Linked DNA regions of Homo sapiens: region 2 is linked to region 1. A link is a contact called in ENCODE Hi-C data. All regions are on one chromosome and are shown on one strand. Each heading gives the region's core, a stretch centred on a gene start or an enhancer-like site at or near the end of the contact. The rest is flanking DNA. Distances are from core to core; before and after follow the strand shown.

The links. A loop is a pair of places that touch in the nucleus more often than their neighbours do. Pooled maps may share reads with other maps.
Region 2: a map with no recorded cell type shows a loop between it and region 1 (6-fold over the local background). The contact joins two enhancer-like sites. A Hi-C loop is called at or near these places in 3 of 37 single-sample maps with no recorded cell type and 4 of 50 pooled maps.

The regions. Positions count from the first base shown.
Region 1 is chr15:64,245,719-64,250,990 of GRCh38, reverse strand. All of the region lies in intron 4 of CSNK1G1 (casein kinase 1 gamma 1), which reads left to right. Among named protein-coding and RNA genes, the nearest start is that of PPIB, 85 kb to the right of the region's middle. RefSeq lists enhancers at 2,647-2,941, 3,831-3,890, 4,011-4,511, 4,512-5,012. Within about 2 kb of position 2,895, at least 13 of the 41 ENCODE cell types and tissues checked have a DNase peak (open chromatin) inside an H3K27ac peak, as active enhancers do.
Region 2 is chr15:64,569,855-64,575,126 of GRCh38, reverse strand. All of the region lies in intron 2 of ZNF609 (zinc finger protein 609), which reads right to left. All of the region lies in intron 4 of LOC101930091 (a long non-coding RNA gene), which reads left to right. Among named protein-coding and RNA genes, the nearest start is that of ZNF609, 110 kb to the right of the region's middle. RefSeq lists enhancers at 2,762-2,861, 2,892-2,961. Within about 2 kb of position 3,191, at least 6 of the 41 ENCODE cell types and tissues checked have a DNase peak (open chromatin) inside an H3K27ac peak, as active enhancers do.

The DNA of each region.
Region 1 (5,272 bases), core at 1,646-4,145:
AAAATGTTTGTTTTTACCAAAAAGCTCTAATTTCTCAAATATCTTACTGGCTTCCAGAAAAATGTTTTGCTAATGTTTACCTGTAGGGACAAGTCTCTCAGAAGATGAAATCTTTCAGAGCTATTTTCACTATTTGACATTAGTAGAATTTCCTCTGCTTTATGCCCCCTTCACTGTGACAGGTTTTATATGAATGACTAAAGCTTGGTTTCTATTTTTTTTTTCTTTCTTTCTTTCTTGTTTTGGAGACAGGGTCTCACTCCCATCACCCAGACTGGAGTGCAGTGGCACGATCACGGCTCACTGCAGCCTGGGCCTTCTAGGCTCAAGCAGTTCTCCTGCCTCAGCCTCCTGAGTAGCTGGTACTGTAGGCATGCACCACCACACCAGGCTAATTTTCTGTATTTTTAGTAGAGATGGGGTTTTGCCATGTTGCCCAGGCTGGTCTTGAACTCCTGGGCTCAAGTGATCCTCCTGCCTTCAGCCTCCCAAAATGCTGGGATTACAGGCATGAGCCATCATACTGTTTGTTCTATTTCAAGTAACCCTATGAAGGTACTACTGAAGGAATTTGAGTTCTGCATCCTAAAATATTTAGAATTATATGAGTCATTGTGTGTTATTCAAGTTTTATTATACCCTGACTATAGCAATAATCAGCTATAGTTATAACCCAGGGAGCCCACAATGGACTTGTCTTTCATTGAACTTAATATGAATTCTTGCTCACAGTAGCCTCTCAGTATATATTTGTTAATTGATTGGAGTGTTTTTGGCATAAGATTTAAGACTGGCAACTGAGTTCACAGGGTGTATACATAACTTGAGGCTTATCTTCCCACATGCCCCAGGACTACATTTTAATTGTTGTTCCTCTTACATTCCTGGTTTTATAATGTTGTTAAGTTATTCTAGGTTTCATAAGTTTTAGGGAAAAGACTGTCACAGCCCATTTATGATAAGCATGTTTGTATATGTCTCATAAATCCAAGGGTCAGGTAACAACATGCTTAATCCAGTCCAGCTTAGAAGTTTAAGTGGGGAAGTGGACAGGCCAGTTTTCAGGATTTCCTCTGTAAGCCCTTTCAAATAGATCCACCAAATCAGACCAATCTTCCCTTTTCAATATAGAGCCAAAAAAAATCTAATGTATTTGTTAGGTAGGAATAACATCTGTGCTGCTGGGTTGGTACTCTTCCCAAATACAGAAAATTGCAAGCTCTTGAAGTTTCAGCATTCTCTGTGCACTGAAAGCGAGGAGTAAACAGGGAGGGCATTAGAGGAAAGGTGACTATACAAATTGCTTTTCACTTAAGCAGCAAGGAAAAACTGGAATCTCTGAGACTGGTATATCCATCATTGTCATGAGTGGGAATAGGAGGGCTCTGTTGTACTGGTTAGGCCAACTGTTGACTCATAGTCAGGTAGGCTGGCCATCGTTGGTCTGTCTCCCAGTACCTTTTCTAACAAACATGTAAAGGTCACAAAGCCTTCTAGGTCCTATATGCAGTTCAGTGGTGACTACTGGCCTCTTTTCTGCTTCTTGAGATCACCCACTACTTCTAAAATAGCTGCGGTGGGCATCATCTTAATACCCTTGCCTGCAACTAACAAGGTAGCTGCAGACTTTTCCAAGATAGGAAGTGCTTTAGTTTTCTGTTTCAAATCCCCTTGCTACCCCTACCCGCTAGTGTAAGAATTACTTTTAGGATTTTCTTACAGTCATCTAAATCGGCTTGACTACTTAGTTCTAATCATAGAGTTCACCACTCTTCAGGCTAATTTAATGTGGGAAAGTCCAGTGTATTTGAAGTTCTTCATATTAGGCCCAAGTTTGCCATTTATTTATATATTTATTATTTTTAAAATTTAGATGGAGTCTTGCTATGTCACCAGGCTGGAGTGCAGTGGCACTATCTCGGCTCACTGCAACTTCCGCTTCCCGGGTTCACGCCATTCTCCTCCTCAGCCTCCCGAGTAGCTGGGCCTACAGGCGCCCGCCACCATGCCCAGCTAGTTTTTTTTTGTAATTTTAATAGAGACGGGGTTTCACCATGTTAGCCAGGATGGTCTCGATCTCCTGACCTCGTGATCCGCCTGCCTCGGCCTCCCAAAGTGCTGGGATTACAGGCGTGAGCCACCACGCCTGGCCAATTTTTTGTATTTTTTTAGTAGAGACGGGGTTTCACCATGTTGGCCAGGATGGTCTTGATCTCCTGACCTCGTGATCTGCCTGCCTCGCCCTCTCTAAGTGCTGGGATTACAGATGTGAGCCGCCGTGCCTGGCCATATTTTTTATTTTATTTTTTCCAGAGTCCAGATGAGGAAGAACATTGGGATATTTTTAAAATCCTGATTATATTATCCTATTGATGATTAGGCATTGACTATTTTTTTATTGTAATTGCATATTGGTCCCACTCTCCCCACTCCCTGCCATAAGATTATAAGCTCCTTGAAAACAAGCCTTGTGTCTTCTTTACCCTTGTATCTCAAGCGTATCTTAAGGCCTGGTGTGATGTCATTCTGTCACATAGCAGTCAGCAAGTAGTTCAGTGGCAGAAAGAAGTTAGAAAGATTTAATAAGCTTGCCTTTTTAGATTTTTACCAATGTTATTAATAAAAATATTCCTTGTGATGGTTAAAAAAAGGAAATTTATTTTGAAAGAAGATCAATTGACAAGAAAATAGACAAGATTTCACCATGTGTCCTTGTAAATGTGAGCATGAACACCAGAGCTTGTTTTTAACTTAGAGGCACAGCATTCCTCCCCCTATTTTTTCAGAGTAAGTTCTCAGCTGCAAGTATGACTCATTGGTAGTTAATGTTTGAGCAGCCAGTGCGCATATGCCACTCTTTTGATTACCAAGGTGATGTTGCAGCATTGTAAATAAACAACCTTTTGTGCCAAAGCCACACAAAGACCACAGTAACATAATTAGTGTTTTTACTCACTAGTGTTTTGTCTGTCATTGTTCATTACTGTCCAGTGAATTATAAAATATTTGGATTTCCTGACAATGAATACTTAAACAAAAAGCCCATTGTGACTTAGGTTTGTTCAGTGAATTAATCATTGCTTATAAATGTATGAAATTATTTGGGAAAAATGATTGATTATGAATTTAAAGAATACCTATTGCTGTGATATCCAGAGCTTGAGACATTAAATTCCTAAAATAGGAACTTTTTGTTGTCCTGGGACTATGACCATTTTCTTCAGTACCCAACTCTTAATCATTACCTTGGCCTTTTGGACCCCAGTTTCACATTGATGACCTGATCTAGAAATTCATACCAATTCTCTAATTATGTAGAGATAGAACAAAAATGACAGCACTGGGTAATTGTGAATGTGGTTCTGGTTGGAGGTCTTCCACATTGTCTCTGCTTTTCCTTGTGTGATCTCTAACTCTTTCTCTTCCATTCCACTTTGTTTTCTAGTGAGTGGTCACACTTTTCAAGCTTTGTTTCTTGATTACAGTTTTACCACCAAGATTTTCAAGACTTAATGCTTAAGAATTGATATCTCCAAGATAATCAGGGAAGAAAGTAAAGGGGACCATGAGAACCTTGAAACTGAGAATAAGCATTTTATTTTCCTGTTAGCTATCATTTTTTCATTTCTTATAGAAACCAAATTGTAAAATCTTATAACTATTTTTCTTATTTTCTTCAATCATCAATGTTATGTTAATTGTATTATGGTCACCATAGGCAAGTTTTAATTTCTTTTCTTTTTATGGGAATGATTTTAGGTTTCAGTATTTCCTTAGGGTCTTTTACTTAGGAAGATACATACATTATCAATTTAAAAATTTTCCAATCCATAAATCTTTTTTCCAGCATAGCTCTCAGTTTTGCTTGTATTCTAGCACACAGGAACAAGATTTGGTGGATGAGAGGTTTGGGGCAGAGATATGAAAGAGTCTGTGGCCGAAACAGATCCGTATTAGGAAGAGTGACAGTATGAGAATGACTCCATAGCTGACCACATGACAACAGCGTGGTATATGTTCGTTAATTGACTAGAAGATGAATAAGCCAGAACCAAGCATGCAGCTGAAGTGGGAGGAAAAAGGGAGGGAGGGGATGAGTCAGCAAGGACCAGAGCAAATGAAAGAGGATTGAGGGTTTAGAGGGTAGGTAAACGGCAGGATAATAGGATTCTTTGCAGTAAATGACAGGAAAATGGAGGTCTCTGACATAACCTGAAATTTCTAAGTCTAGGCTCCCATATCCTGGCTTCCCAGCAGCTATTGTAATCTAGTGACTCTTCTGATTTGGCTCTCTTATAAAGGAGAAGCTAATCCTCAAATTAAAAAATGACAAGATTCCTCCCCCCCCCCCTTTTTTTTTTTTTTAAAGAGACGGACTCTTGCTCTGATTCTGAGGCTAGAGTGTAGTGGTGCAATCGTAGCTTGCTGCAGCCTCAAATTCTTTGGCTCTAGTCATCCTCCCGCCTCAGCCTCCCAAGTAGCTGGGACTACAGGCGCAATGCACCATAGCTGGCTAATATTTTTAGTTTTTTGTAGGGATGGAGTCTCACTATGTTGACCAGGCTGGTCTTGAACTCTTGGCCCCAGGTGATCCTCTCACCTTGGCTGCCCAAAGTGCTGGGATCACAGGCATGAACCACTGTGTCCAGCCTTAACAAGACCCCAGTTGAAACTTCACAAATGCAGTAGTCAAAACAAAATCTCATTGGGCAGAGAAAGCCAGTTAACTTGTTAAATACCTAGTAGGCGGTTCATTTTTAAAATTGATACATAATATACCTATTTATGGGATATATGTGATATTTTGATACATGCATATCTATGTGTAATTATCAAGTCAGGGTGGTTAAGCTACTCATTACCTCAAACATTTACCATTTCTTTGTGTTGGGAACATTTCAAATCTACTCTTCTGGCTATTTTGAAATATACAATAAATTATTGTTAACTATAGTCACTCTGCTGTGCTATCAACACTAGAATTTATTGCTTCTAACTGTATGTTTGTACCCATTAACCAAGCTCTCTTCATCCTCCCCACACCCAACCATTCCCAGCCTCTGGTAACCATCATTCTATATGAGATCAACTTTTTAAGTTTTCACATGAGCGAGAACATGTGATATTTGTCTTTCCCTGCCTACCTTATTTCAGTTATTATAAAGGCCTCCAGTTCCATCTGTGTTGCTGCAAATGACAGAATTTCATTCTTTTTTTGTGTGTGTGTCTTTTTTTTTTTTCCTTTTTGTGGAGAACCGGGGTCTCGCTATAC
Region 2 (5,272 bases), core at 1,942-4,441, 320 kb before region 1:
TGAGGCTGTTTCCTTCTTGTTCTTAGTTAAAAATGAAAAGCACTTTCCACATCACCAACAAAAGCAATTCAGCAGGATTCATTTCTATATACTGTGCTGCCACATACAAGCCCCATTAATGAACAGCATAAGGGACTAGGGCATGGCTTGGTAAAATGAATAGTGCTTCAGGAGGAGTCCAACTCTGCAAGCTGCTGCTTTTAGAAAAATGCATTTAACTACAGCCACAGGTCCCTCCCTCCTCTTGCTTCAAAATCAGATGTTCACCCATCCCTAGCAGTAAGATAAAGACCTTAGAAAGAGAGTTCTGACAGCAAACCACAGAGGCTGCAGACACATTTCGTTTTAATTCCATCAGCAACTGCTAAGCAATTAATGAAATAGAGAGGAGGGAGGGGGCATCAGGGCAAAGAGAAAAGGGACTTGAGCAATCATGTGGAAATACTTCATCCTCATCCCAATGAGAGCAGGTTATCTGGGGCAGCTGTACAAAGCTTCAAATCCTTGAATTTGAACTCCCAGGCCACTTCCCAAGCAGCAATAAAGATATGTAGTCCAGATTTTGTCTTGCTTACAGTTTTATATCTCTCATATACTTGCCTGTAGCCACCAACAAAGGGAAGAAAGAGTGAAAGACAACAGATCAAGTGAGTGATTCAGCTATTAAGTCCCTTGGGCAGATTCTATGCTTTGCATAATATGGACTATGAGGATCAGGAGATACTAAATACTAACAGCAGTGATTCATCAGAAGCATGTATGTACTAGGCCTAGGGCATGGTGGGACAGGAACTCCATCAATAAACCCCTGCAGGTTCCTTCTTTACCAAGCTGTATCCTTAACCTATCACAGAAAAGGCAATAAAACAAAAAACTACTGACAAAAACTTCTCAGAGAGAAAGTAAATTCTCAAATGGGGTGTGGGTGCCAAAAAAAAAAAAAAAAAAAAAAAAATCCAGCATGAAAGAGAAATAAAAGCTCAAAAAAGGCTAATGCAGTGCCACAATTCCAGCTGTTAGCCCCTCAGTGAACAGGGGCCCCTAAATCATAACATGAGAGAAGGCTGGTAGTTTTTTAGCAGGGGCAAGAGCGGGGTGTGGTGAGAGCAGGAATTGATGAAAAATGTGATGGTCTCTACTAATTCATACAGCAAGTTCCTAAACAGAATAATGTTCAAGTGGCCTCATTTTCCCCTTCATTCACCACTCAATCACAAGGACCTGAGGTCCTGGGTTTTCTGCAATAACCCTGATTAAAAACTCCATCCAACTGTGTTTGGATTTGGGGTTGCAAGGAAAAAAATGAATATTTTACATATAGTTCATCCCAAACTCCCTTGCACAGAGTTTGAAAGAACATGGTAAACCCACATATGCAGGCAAAGTAAAATGCCAAATAGACAAGGGTGAAATAGGCAGGAGATGGATCCCTGAAGGTCCAAAAGTATTGAAAGTTGGCCTGCTAGCCAGGCACAGCGGCTGACGCCTGTAATCCCAGCATTTTGGGAGGCCGAGGTGGGCGGATCACGAGGTCAGGAGATCAAGACCATCCTCAACAAGGTGAAACCCCATCTCTACTAAAAATACAAAAAAAAAAAAATTAAATTAGCCAGACATGGTGGCGGGTGTCTGTAGTCCCAGCTACTCGGGAGGCTGAGGCAGGAGAATGGTATGAACCCGGCAGGCGGAGCTTGCAGTGAGCCAAGATTGCGCCACTGCACTCCAGCCTGGGCGACAGAGCAAGACTCCGTCTCAAAAAAAAAAAAAAAAAAAAAAAAAAGAAAGTTGGGCCACTAACTCTACTGCAGAATTACTTGCACTGCTTTTTGAAAATACAGATTATGATTTAATGGAAAGTATTCCATGGGACTTGTCAGTTGACTGCTATTTAGGAAAAAAAAAAAAAAGATCAAACTCCTTAGAAGTCTTACTTGACCTGGTTTCTGCTTACTTTCTCATCTCATAATCACTCTTCTTCACTCTAAACTATTCCATCATTCTACAAATATTTATTCATGTCTGCTACACGTTGGCACTGTTCTAGGTACTATGAATGCATCCTAGGACTGCCATGTAATGGTTGCTCAATTATGTCTTGTATAATTGGCTGAGGAGGCAAGAGGAGGCCAAAATCTAGGTCCATGCTTTTCTAGCCGAACTACGTGTCCCGCGTGGAGCCACAACCTTTTGGAAAGGAGACTTTCTTTTCTTTTCTTTTTTTTCTCAAGACGGAGTTTTGCTCTTGTTGTCCAGGCTGGAGTGCAATGGCACCATCTTGGCTCACCACAACTTCCGCCTCCCGGTTTCAAGCAATTCTCCTGCCTCAGCTTCCTGAGTAGCTGGGATTACAGGTATGCAGGCATGTGCCACCATGCCCGGCTAATTTTGTATTTTTAGTGGAGATGGTGGTTTCTCCATGTTGGTCAGGCTGGTCTCAAACTCCCGACCTCAGGTGAACTGCCTGCCTTGGCCTCCCAAAGTGCTGGGGTTACAGGTGTGAGCCACCGTGCCTGGCATTCTTTTCTAATTTACTGGAAAAAGTCCCATGGGCTAAGGGAGGACCTGGCAATAACAATGAACAAATCAGACAAACATCCCTGTCCTCAGGAAGCTTATATCCCATTGTGGGAGAGACAACCAAAATAAATTATATACTATGTGGGACAATAATAAGTGTTATGGAGAAAATAAAACAGGGATCAATCTCCCTGGCTCAAGTGATCCTCCCACCTCAGCCTCCCAAGTACCTGGGACTACAGGCACATGCCACCATGCCCAGCGAATTTATTTTTTGTAAAGAATGAGGTCTCACAATGGGGCCCAGGCTGGTCTTGAACTTTCAGACTCAAACGATCTGCCTACTTCGGCTTCCCAAAGTGTTGGAATTAGTCATCAGCTACCACACCTGGCCAGTTTTAAATACAGTATTCAGGGAAGAACTCACTCAGAAGGTGACATTTTTGTTTACAGAACCATGTCAAACCCATTTCCCCTCAGGCCTTTGCACTTGCTGTACTTTGCCTAAAGTTCCTCTTTCCCTTTCTCAACTTTTGCATACCTAGCTTTTTATCTTTCAGTATCAGCCTAAATGTCACTTCCTTAAGGGCAACTTTCCAGCAACACTAAGTAGAATAGCTATCTATATCCCTAGGCAGTCCTAACCAAACAAAGACTCAAGGCCGGGCTCACACCTGTAATACCAGCACTTTGTGAGATCACTTGAGGTCAGGAGTTTGAGACCAGCCTGACCAACATGGCGAAATCTTGTCTCTACTAAAAAAATACAAAAATTATCCAGGCGTGGTGGTGGGCACCTGTAACCCCACCTACTTGGGAGGCTGAGGCAGGAGAACTGCTTGAACCCAGGAGGCAGAGGCTGCAGTGAGTGAAGATCTCACCACTGCCCTCCAGCCTGGGCGATCCTGGGTGACAGAGTGAGACTGACTGAAAAAAAAGACTCAACTACATAAAACTAGAGAGTTTGAATCCTGTTCTACTATTTCCTGGCTTAACCTCTGGCATCCAGTTTACCCATATGTAAAATGGATAATAATAGTACTTAACTTATACGGTTGCTGTGAAGAATAATTACAATCACCACCCAAAAGGATAACAATAAAAATTAAAAAATAAAAATATATTATATAAAAATATAAAAGTACAATAAAAATAGCAGCTGTTTATATAACTTTTTACCATGCACCAGGCATTATTCTATGTATTCTACATTTATTAACCCATTTAATCTATTCATATAATACATTTAAAGTGCCAGCACTATATTTAGCAAACAGTAAATAAATGTTTGCTCTCTTTCTTATTATCACCATGATCAGTGGCAGTATTATTAGCTCTTCTTATGAGGTGCCTAAGCCCTCTGTGTTTCTGCTCTGCTGAGGGATCTATACCCAAAAGTTTCATATCTTCCCCTCTAGAATTCCTATTTTCCCCTCTTGGATAAACACCCTACAGAAGGAATTTGTTATCAACCTTAGCACTTACTCTGTGCAAATCATCTCTTACGTCTAGCATCAGCATGGACTTTTAAAAAGAAAAAGATATGACTGTCCATATAGATCATATGCTTTATTTATGTATTTAGAGACAGAGTCTCGCTCTGTTGCCCCGGCTGGAGTGCAGTGGCATGATCCCGGCTCACTGCAACTTCCGCCTCCCAGGTTCAAGTGATTCTCCTGCCTCAGCCTCCCGAGTAGCTGGGACTACAGGTGCGTGCCACCACACCTGGCTAATTTTTGTATTTTTAGTAGAGACGAGGTTTTGCTATGTTGGCCAGGCTCGTCTCGAACTCCTGACCTCAGGTGATCCACCTGCCTCGGCTTCCCAAAGTGCTGGGATAACAGGTGTGAGCCACTGCGCCTGGCCAAAACTAAGCTAATTTTACTAATCCAAAAAAACATAACATGAAAATAATAGGAGTGAACTCATCGTGATAATATTAGTATCTCGAGTTTCTAGAATTAAACACAATGCTCCTTTTGAATCTCTCACTAAAGACAAACTAGAATCCATATACTTGACCATAATCATCAAAATATAATTAGAAGGCTTAAAGAAACAAAGAAGTCCAGAACCTTGGTTCCACTTTCCAGACTCATCTACTAATATACATGAACAATTGATGATGCTACTCTTCCTTAAGAATCTTGATTGATTAGAACATGGCTTCTAAGCAAGGCCACCAGGAACTGTTTTCCTGGTATCTATTGCTTTGAGAAACATATTTATGCTTAACCATCTCAAATGCCTTTTATAAAAGTATTTAAATGATAAAGATGAGAAGAGAAAAAGATATAATGAGAGGTAGTATAGTTATAACTGTGGAAGATATAAGTCAGATTACCTGGATTTTAATCCTGGCTCCACAAACCACCAACCAGGCCACGTTTCTTAGCTTGCTAAAACTCACTATGCTCATGTATAAAGTGGGAATAAGAGAGCTCTCGGCCAGTCAGGCACAGTGGCTCACGCCTGTAATCTCAACACTTTGGGAAGTTAAGGCAGGGGGATCACTTGAGCACAGGAGTTTGAGACAAGCCTGGGCAATATAGCGAGACCCCTATCTCTATTTTAAAAAGTAAGAAAGAAAGAGTTCCTATCTCATAGAGATATTGTAAGATGTGATCTAGGCAATTCCGTTCTTGGCACACAGTGCAAGAGCAATAAATTAAAGCTTAAAAAAATACACCAGAAAGAAAAAGAAAAGTCAAGAACATTCTGTGGGCATTTATTGCATTTGCTTTTTAACTCAGAA